2 separate regions of the Mus musculus genome follow, and region 2 is linked to region 1. The links are chromatin loops, found by intact Hi-C in ENCODE. Cell type or tissue: heart. All regions are shown on one strand. Each heading gives the region's core, and the rest is flanking DNA. Links, peaks and the distances in the headings are about the cores only.

Region 1 (5,216 bases), core at 1,585-4,084:
TGTGGTTTTTCAAGGCAGAGTTTCTCTGTGTAACCCAGGCTGTCCTGGAACTCACAAGGTAGACCAGGCTGAACACTCACAGAGATCTGCTTCCCAAGGGCTGAAATTAAAGACAGGCACTACCAGCGCCCAGCGTGCCCTGAGTTCTTAACGCTGTGGACCCAGGGTCCTACAGATTCTGTCTCCTTGAGCCCCGTGAAATCTCCTCCCTCTCCTCCTTTCTTCCTTCCCTAGACCCTTGGGCCAGCCCCTCTCTACCTTCCCATTCTGTAAAATGGGTACACATGGGCAGGGTGAGATTCTGGGAGCATCCCTGGCAGCAACCAGGTGTATGAGGGGTTGTAAGATATCAGCCATCCTTGCTGCTTCGTGGTGAGAACAAGCAAGACCAGGCTGGGAGGCAGAACTGGAGGTCTGCCTCCGGGTAGTAGGTAGAGCTCAGAATGGGATATTTCAGGCAGTTGCTGGGCAGTCAGGCCCAGGGCTGGACAACCCAAAATGAATGACAACCCAACATGCTGAGACTACCCCACCAGGAAGTGGGAACAGGAGGATTTGAACCCAGGCTGCAGGACTCCAAGTTCCGATGTTATCAACACCTGACTCTGCCATCCACTGTTGGACAGCACAGCTGAACAGTTCTTTGCTGTGGCCCTCCCTCTCCTCCTTTCTTCCTTCCCAGGACCCTTGGGCCAGCACCTCTCTACCTTCCCATTCTGTAAAATGGGCACACATGGGCAGGGTGGGATTCTGGGAGCATCTCTGGCAGCAACCAGGTGTATGAGGGGTTGTAGAGTATCAGCCATTCTTGCTGCTTCGTGGTGTGTTATGGTGTTTCTTGGAGGAAACCAAATTTTCTCCAGGGTGCTGGAACATTCCGAGCTGCCCTCTCCAGCTGCTCTCATAATGATTAACCCGTGCGTGGCTTGCTGACATCAAGGAGAGCAGCCCAAGGCCTTCCTATTGCTTAGTTTTGGAGGTGGAAATGTGTGTTTGTGATCAGCAATTTGTATGTCAAACACAGGGTCAAGAATTCTACCAATTTGTCTCATCCTGAAGCCTGCGTGAGGCAGCTCCTTGCATCCCATAATATCTCCCCTCTGACCCTGGCAGAAATTCCTCCATCCAATCCAGAGAGCCTGGGGAGGGGGGCAGCCATACAACATCCTACAGTACATGCACGTATCCAGGTCAGACTGGAGAGGAACCAGGGCAAGCAAAGGAAGGAGAGCTTTGAGCGCGCGCGCGCGCGCGCGCGTGTGTGTGTGTGTGTGTGTGTGTGTGTGTGTGTGTGTGTGTATCCTCTCCAGGTACTGGGGAATCTGAAGCCACCAAGGGCTGTGTGTGCAGTCAGACACACACACACACACACACACACACACACACACACACACACACACGGTGGGCGGGGGTGTAATCCCTTGGCCACCAGCACTAGGGACTTAAGCCTCTATCTAGGCTATAGCCAGGCTCATGCCTCCAGCTGCTCTAGCCACCTCTGTCCCCAAGTCTAGGCTCCCAAAGGCTCAGCAAGGAAACCCTATTGTGGCTGAAAGCCAAAGCCAGCAGAGCCAGCTGTTACCAGGGTCACACACCGAACACAGGTGTACACATGCACTCATGTACACAGATGCACAAAGAGTGGTGTATCAGACACAGGTGCACACCAATTTGTGTCCCCAAAGGCAAGGCAATCCCAGAGAGACACAGAGACATCTAAGGAGGATGCACACAGGCACACACATAGAAACTATCCCGGAGGGGAACTGCACACTTATTCTTGCCCCTAGCTATGCACACCATCCTGAGGCTCCCAGCTTTCTGCCTCCGTGAGATGAATCCAGCCACGTGCCCCCTCCTACTCTTGCTGCCTTCCACAAATATCCACCAAATCTCATCCCTTCATTCTATTCCCTGCCCTGAAGCCTGGACCATAAGGACTTGGGGTATCAGGACAGCCTGCCATTGTCCTGCAGCCTCCCAGCCCCAAGTAGGGGGACCACACACAGTAGGTGTCTGACTCCAAACCTCCCAGCCCTGGACTCTGGCGCCCCCCTCCTCCACCCTCACAGATGGAGGCAGAGCCTGCCCCCCCCCCACACACACACACACACACACACCAGTCCCAATTTCAGGAAGGCCCAGGCAGGCGCTCAAAGACTACAACTGCACCCAGACTCAAGTAGGAGGAGCCAGGCAAGCTTCCTTCTGGCTCCCCTCCACCCCCACTTTTGTCTAACCTCCTGCTTCCACGCCCTTCCAGAGGCAGGCAAGGTGGGCAAGGTTTCAGTCCCATCTCTCACCCAAGGCTAGGGGATGGTCACAAGTGGCTTGCAGAACCCCCAGTCTGCCCTGACTGGCCTCGAGATGGAACGGGATCAGGGTATCTCCAGGCCCCAAGGAGACACATCTTTTGAACTAGCCTGTGACCCTGTGTTCTGGCCTTTCCCTCTCCCTGAAAGAGAAGCTGAAAAGCTGGGGGTAGGTTCGGTATTGATCCGTGCTCACAGTCAGCTGTAACCACGGCACACGTGTCATCGTTACCCTTCACCAAGTGACAGAAAAGCACTTGCTTTCAATCTTCCTAGAATTCACTGCCTTTCAAGATAGTGAAGCTGTTGTCACTTCTAATTGATGGCTGTGTCCCTAGCTGGTCATACTTGTTGAGCCTTGTAGAGACACATAGTGTAATTCTCTTCCCTGGACTGGAAAGGACGTTCTAGAATTTGAGTAAAAGGGGCCCACTCTAATGCCAGTTATGTCTATTTAAGCCATAAGGCCCCTCCAAACCTCGGGCCCATCTTGCTTAAGCCCTAGATGAGAAGCCAGGCCTGTGGCACGAGTGCCCCCTGCTGGTGATACTCTGTACTGCACACTGAGACTCCAGCAGCGTGTGGATCCCACCAGCCGTCCATACATAAGGCTGAGACTTCCTGGAAGGGTGAGGGGACTCATGAAGTCCTGAGAAGGGGCTTCAATAGGTCATGAAGACTGTTGGGACAGCTACTTCAGCATCCAGGAGTGTGGCAATGGGCTATGGGTGGCAGACACCTGGCTAGCTGGTGGATGCCAGGTAGGCTCAAGCAAAAAGACAAAGGTAAGCAATCACTGCGGAGCGAGGACCATTGGAGGGACCAGGAGTGTAGGATGGGCAAGTGGAGGGAAAGCCACTGTTTTCCAGAGGTGGGATGGATGGCCTTGGAGGTACAGTGTGATCTTGGGAGAACAGTAATCTTGTTCTATGACTATATTAGACATACGTATCTGGCCAACCACGTCGCTGGCATTTAAAAGTACAGATTTTATGTACAAAGGGTCATTGTGATAATATAGCAAGCACACACACACACAACACCCAGAGAAATCCCATAAATGCTGTCAGTGAATGAATGAATGAATGAATGAACAAAGGAACAGGGAATGGATAAAGGTGTGCTGCAGAAGACTATTGATGTCTTTACAGAGCAGAGTGGTCCATGGCTGACTGACCTACAGAGTCACTTGGGAAAGTCTGTGTCCTTGATTCCCAGAAGGTTGCAGACGTGTGTCACATGAACCTCTGAGGACACAGATACCCAATTTAGAACAGCCCTGGTTTCAGTTTTAAAACAATGAAGCTGCTGTCACTGGAGGAGCCTTGATGACAAGAGACTCTAAAGCCTCTCGCAGAATCGGGGACATGAACTGACATTGATTCAGCTCCTGTGACAAATCATGGCTGGCCTTGAACTCATAGTTATCCTCCTGTCTCAGCCTTTCAAGTGCTGGGGCCCTAGGCATGTGCCCCACCTTATCCCTGGCTGGAATATGTCTTTTGTTATTAATTTATTTTATGTGCATGGGTGTATTGCCTGAATGTATTATGTCTGTGTAACCTGTGTGCATTGCTTGTAAAGGCCAGAATAGGGTGCTCTTTCTCCTAGAAATGGGGTCACAAATGGTTGCGAGCCAGCATGTGGGTGCTGGGAATCAAACCTGATCCTCTGAAAGAGCAGCCAATGTTCTTAACCACTGAGCCATCTCTCCAGCCCCTGGCATATGTCTTTATTACCAGCAGATATAAATATTACATCAGCTGCTGTGCAGAGCACAGAGGACCTGCCAGCCTAAGTTTATTTATAAGTTAGTTCATTCACAAGACTTTTCTCCCTGGGGGGAGAGAGAGAAAAAAACCTTCCAGGAGAGGCTAATTACAAACATGTATTAGTGTAATGTAGTTAAATGTGATTATAACCTGTGCATCTCTCGTAAGGGTGGTCCTGATTCACTCATAAGCATTTTCTTCCTTCCTTGATTAAAGTTGGAAGAGTGTGTAGTTTTGTGCAGGGTTGGGAGGAAGACTTCCTCTTGTATCTTTAAAGCCACAGGGAGGACAGAGCATGTGAGTCAGGACAGCAGGTAGCATGGGAGCTGATCTATTATCAAGTCAGTCACTTTTGATAAGAGAAAGGGACACTCCAGTCATGGAGTCTTGTGGCTGGACCTCGGGAGAGAACTGAGAACAAAATGAATTTATTTTATGTTAAATGTATTTATGTGTAGCTGTGTGTGCATGAATACATATGTGGCGTGTGTGCAAGAGTCCTTAGTGATCAGAAGGAGTTGGGTCCCCTGGAACTGAAATTACAGGGAGTTTGTGAGCCACCTGATGTGCATACTTGGGGCCCTTGGAAGAGCAGCAAATGTGCTTAACCACGGAGCCATCTCTCCAGCCTGAGTCTGCCTTTCTTTTTAAAGCTTTGAGGGGGTTTTAAAACAGAAATAGTTTTGCCGCAGCACCATATCAGAACTAAGTTCTGTTCATAGCAAGGTATTCGATAGCAATTATACTTTATGAACAAGTGTAATTGAGTGGCAAAGTCCCCTCACAGGATATGATGATAGTCCGGTTCTGATTGGTATTGGGAAATGTCAGATCTGTGTCCCCTGAGGGAGACAAAATCCTTGGCACTCTGTGGAGAACATATGTGCTTAGCTTTGAAGCTGGGCCTTGCTCTTACATGACCAGTGGGATTCAAAATCAGCACATTTGTGCCCGCGGGTGGCTGGACTGTGACCACCGAACCACAGACACAGATACGCTTTCTCATTGGTTCTCGGTCTCGCTCTTTGAACCTTACCCACTAGTGTGCTCACCTGAAATCCACAGTGCGGGAAAACTCACGGGAGCACGGTTTGAGAGGCACGTAATTGGAAATAACCCAACTGTCCTCAGA
Region 2 (5,216 bases), core at 1,251-3,750, 160 kb before region 1:
CAACAATAGCTTTGCAGTGTGTTTTGAAATCAGGTATGGTGATGTCTCCAGTTTTTGCTGTTCAAGATTGCTTCTGCTGGGCACGAGGCGCAGGCCTGTGATACTAGTACTCAGGAGGCGGAGGCAGGAGGATCACCAGCTGGAGGCCATTCTGAACTACAGAGTGGAGGTGAAACTCTATTGTGTGGGGGAGAGAGAGCGGTTGTTTAGCCATTCCACTCTTCCAGCTGTTTTATGATTCCATATGTATTTTTAACAATTTTCATTTCTGTGAACGGTAACACTTTTGATGGGACCATCCCAAATCTACAGGGTACTTTGATTAGTGGGGCATTTTTGTTTGATTGTTTGATTTTGAAACAGGGTCTCATGTAACCTAGGTTGACCTCAAGTGACCTTGAACTTCTGATCCTCTGCCTCCACCTTCCAAGTTTTGGGAATTACAGATGTTCACCACTGTGACCAGGCTGCTGAGACTCGAACCCAGGTCCTTGTGCATGCTAGAGAATCACTCTACCAACTGAGCCACATCCTCAACCCAGTACTGGTATTTTAGTAGCAGGAGAACTGAGGTCAAGGGCTAACTCTCTACTCACTGTGCCTTCTTCGGTTTCGTTCCTGACTCCAGAAACCAAGGCCTACAGAACTCGCAGGTGGCCCCACCGCTTCAGGGTCCCAGTACCGTTTAACATTACCACAGGAAGAGCCAAGTTTCCAATGTACCTCACACACTGTACAGGGGACTAACCCAGGCCGTCTCTCTGAGTCCCTTTCCACCTGCAGCCAAGCTTTTCATCTTCCCAGACAGATGGCTATAAGTGGTGGTGGGGTTCCCTTTTTGAGAAGACAGAGCTAAACTGAGCTGAGGACAGTAGGGTCGGCCCTGATCCCACTTGACTAGGCTCTCACAAAAGGGAATAAGAACACAGATAAGCAGGCAGAAAAAAGTCTGTGAAATTTGGCCATGGCAGCTCGTACCTGTCATCCTAGCACTCAGAAGATAGAGACAGGCAGATCCAGAGTTCAAAGCCAGCCTTAGCTACATAGGCAGGTAACAGTCTGGGTACCTGAGACTCATCTGGAGGGCAGGGAGTAGAGAGGGCAAGTTGTATTCACGTGGAGGAGACCCAGGGAAAAAGCTGCCATGAGCCACAGCGATGCCTCAGAAAAACAGTCCAGGGCCAGCAAACTGGCTTAGTGGATAAAGGTGACTACCACCAAGCCTGATGACCTGAGTTCAATCTCTGGGGACCACATGTAGAGGAAGAAAACTGACTCCCCAAAGCCATCCATCCTTTGACTTCCACTGTGGTGCACTTGCACTCACATGTACACAAACACCCACACTGAACATGCACAAGCCCTACACTACAGTTAGGAGAGTGTGCTGGGACTTGCTTCCAGAAAACCCTAGGATTGGCCAATGGAGCATCTACCAAGGCATAACTAGGAAAGGAACAAAAGGGGTGAAACCACCCCTCCCGCTGCCACCTGGAGGCTGGATGTTGCAGCCACCATCACCTCTGTCAATCATCCCTCAGAAAGCATGTGCCATGGTGCCCAGTGTTCTGCCTACTCTCACCTCTTCTCCACACTCATAGACCAGCATCTGCTGCCAAAAGCAGCCAGAGCGCCACTGTGTGCCACACAACCCATCCAGAGCCATAGCTGCAAGGGATCCGGGACACAGCCTTGGGACTGCCTATGAAGGTCTTGGCCACACAACCCAGGGTGACCTTCTTTAAACTGGAGCCCACAGTTAGCCACAGTGCTCTCCCCACAGCACTCCCTGGCTGTGTAACTCAGGGAGAATCACAGAACCTCTCTCAGGCCCAGCCTCGCTCACAGACCCGTAGGGGTTTCCTGGAAAGTGATTCCGAGACATTGGTGTCAAAGCCAGCACCTCTCTGAAAATCTGGCCTGAGAGATTTCCTGACAAGGCAAGTCCTTTGTCTGCCAGTCAGAGGAAACAAGTGGTGTAAGCAGGCCCTGATGTCTGGCCTCTCAGCCCCCTTCCCTTTTGAGACTTGTTCCTCCCACATTCTACCCCTGCCCCCAGCCTCAAACACACACACTCAAGCCACAGGCACATACTGACCACACCCTGAATTCACAGCTTCCCCCACAGAGTTGGCGCAGGTCATTCCCAATCTTCTCTCTTCTCTCCCGAGGAGGCCCTTAGAACCCCTCCTGCCTGTAGCCCCTTCCTAGGTTCTCCCCAAGAGAACTGTCGCTGGAATCCCCCTGGTACTGCCCCATGCGATAGTGGACTACCCCGAGGACTGTCTGCTCCCAGGATGGGAAAATCACTGCACCCAGGTGAGGCAGAGACATCGTCTACCACGTGACTCAGATCCAGGTCACCAGTTGCCTGCTGAGCCTAGACACAACGCTTTGCTCTCTTGAAACGGAGAATCTCTGGCATATAGAAAGCAAGCCCACCCTCAGAGTTCTTGGGTGAAAGCTGAAGTAGCTTGCAGAGGTCAGCACTGCTGGGGAGCCCAGTATTTCTGAGTGTGGTCCTTACTTCAGCCACACGAGGGCGCCCATGAGCCAGCTGTGCTTAGGATACAACTGCTCAGTCTCCCTGTCTTCCTGGTGGCCTGGCTGCCTACAGAGCCCAAGCCAGGCTCTCCTGCTGCAGCTGGCTATGACTGGCTCTTGCTAATTTCATTCCATGTACATTGTTCTCAAGATCCTTCTGAACTCTCCTTGTTTAAACTAGTCGCCTCTCCTTGTGCAGCCCCAGTATTACTCTCGGTTTGTTTGGTTGTTGTTATTGTTGTTTTAACAAACAGAAGCTGGCACGTGTCCTCTGATGCGGGATGGGAGGGGGTAAGCAAGGGAGGGGGTAAGCAAGAGAAGAGCTGGCTTTCCAGTCTCAAGCCCTGCAGTTTCCATGGCACTCCACCCCCACCCCAAGACCGCGAGCATCCTGGCTGGGCTGTTTAAGGGGATAAATGACTGATCATCTCCGTAGGACAACAGCTTCATTTTTTCCTTCCCCTTTCCTTTCCTTTTTTTCCCTATCTTTTTTGTTTTGTTTGCTTTTGAGACATGATCTCATGTAGCCCAGGCTAGCCTTGGGGTCACTATGCAGCCAAGAATGACCTCCAACACTAGACCCTCCTGCTTCTATTTGCCAAGTGCTGAGATTACAGAGCGCACGTCCACACCCAGTTTCTGGAGGGCTGGGGATGGAAACCAGGGTTTTGTTCACACAAGATAATCTCCCTCCCAACAGAGCCATGTCTGCAGCCCGCAGTCCCTCCATTTTCTGCAGTAAAGCTTTGGCCTCACTGATAAGGAAGAGTCCTGGTGGAAGCCTGGGATGTCTGTCCCTGGGCCTCATGCTCCTGTCTGGAGTCTTCATCTCAGATCTGCGAGGGCCACAGTCTCCTGGGGGTCAGATAAGGATTCTGTGATGGTTTGTCTATGCTTGGCCCAGGGAGTGACACTATTAGAAGCTGTGGCCCTGTTGGAGTAGGTGTGTCACTCTGGGTGTGGGCTTTAAGACCCTCATCCTAGCTGCCTGGAAGCCAGTCTCCTCTTAGCGTCATCCTTCAGATGAAGATGTAGAACTCTCAACTCTGTCTGCACCATGTCTGCCTGGATGCTGCCATCTTCCTGCCTTGATGATAATGGACTGAACCTTTGAACCCGTAAGCCAGCCCCAATTAAATGTTGTCCTTGTAAGAGTTGCCATGGTCACGGTGTCTGCTCACAGCAGTAAACCCCTAACTCAGACAGCTTCCATCCACAGGTAGCTCATCCTCCATGATATTAAGCAGGCAAGATGCCTCTCATGCCAGTGGTTCACGCTGCTAGCCTTCAGCAGTGGCTCTCAACCTTTGGGCCCCTTTGGGGGTTAAAATAACCCTTCACTAGTTCACATATCAGATATTTACATTATGATTCACAACAGTAGCAAAATTACAGTTACAAAGTAGCAATGGAATAATTTTATGGTTGGGGGAGAGGCGTCACCATAACATGAGGAACTGTATTCAAGGGTTGCAGCATTACGGAGTTTGAAAACCACTGACCTAAGGTTACAGAGAAGAGCTAGGTTAGCTGTGATCTTCGGCAGTCTGACAGTCTGGCAAGCACAGAGACAAATGGAGCAAATGACCTCTCAGTGATACAGAGCCTAGGGCCACAGAGGAGGAAGTGAAACCTCACTGGGTATGGCAGTGCCGGGCAGAGCCCTCACCTCAGCTTCCTCCTCTGTAATAATAGAGGAGACACTGGACTAGCTGTCAGGCCTTCTCCTGTGGCATGTGCTGGCTTTAGAGGACTACTACCCACTGCCCTCATGCTGCCTTAGTTATGTTCCTGCTGCTGTTATAAAATTCAGTTATAAAACTCATGGGTGCAGTCCCCTGTGGCAGGGGAGAAGTCGAAGTGACTGGAGCTTGGTGGATCTGGTCACATGGCTCTCACAGTTGAGATGTGGAGAGCAGTGAATGCTTGCACTTGGCTCTTTTTTTTTCCTCCTTTTTATTTAAACAATCCAGGATCCTCTGCCTGGGGGATGGTGCTGCCCACAGTGGGCGGGCTGTCTCACTTTAATTTACCTAATCAGAGTAATCCCCCAGAGGCATGCATGGCCAGAGCCCATCTCCCTCTTGATTCTAGATCCCATAGAGTTGACCACAGATAACAACCATTCCAAGCTCCTTCTTGACACCCTGGGGTGAGACTGCCTTCACCCAAGCCTGACAGAGGCAGTCTTTTCAGCAAGCAAGAGCAGTAGAGCCAACAGCCTCAGAGTGAGGGTGTTAGAACCCCTGCTTCACACCAGGAAGTGTGAAGCTTGCGGCTTAGCTCCCATTGCAGTCCGGGGCCAAGTTGAGAGGGAGTGTTACCACACCCAAGGGCATAGAGAGGAGATTCCAACCTTTTGAAGCTGCCACTTGCCTTTTGCTGGTGTGGAGTGGGCATCTGTGGGCTGTGGGAACACAAGAGCCATTTGTCTATTCAATAAATAGCACAAGAATGGGCTAGCTCCGGACAGTCCCAGAGCCTGCAGCAAGGGGTGGGGGAGGGGCAGAGGGTCTCACGGGCTGAGGGTACAGGAGCCACTGAAGGGATTTCGTTTTGTTTCCTTTGAGGAGCTTGTTGGAGTTTTGTCGGTTTAGGGACAGCAAGATGGCTCAACAGATAAAGGTGCCTGCTGCCAACTTGGATGACCTGAGTTTGAACCTCAGGACCCA

What was found. A loop is a pair of places that touch in the nucleus more often than their neighbours do. Peaks named below come from ENCODE experiments on the same cell type or tissue, not always from the same donor. Only the 100,000 strongest peaks of a DNase experiment are listed, where the experiment ranks them.
Region 2: a loop joins it to region 1, with 5 times the contacts of the local background. A loop is called at or near these places in 14 of 42 quality-filtered maps.

The regions. Positions count from the first base shown.
Region 1 is chr15:78,741,587-78,746,802 of GRCm38, forward strand. No RefSeq gene overlaps it. Among named protein-coding and RNA genes, the nearest start is that of Elfn2, 25 kb to the left of the region's middle. In heart, for the core only: no CTCF peak of the experiment used is centred there; a DNase peak (open chromatin) is centred at 2,855; H3K27me3 peaks cover 937 bases.
Region 2 is chr15:78,584,936-78,590,151 of GRCm38, forward strand. No RefSeq gene overlaps it. Among named protein-coding and RNA genes, the nearest start is that of Gm36738, 6.0 kb to the left of the region's middle. In heart, for the core only: a CTCF peak has its summit at 2,540 (motif pointing right); a DNase peak (open chromatin) is centred at 2,536; H3K27ac peaks cover 329 bases.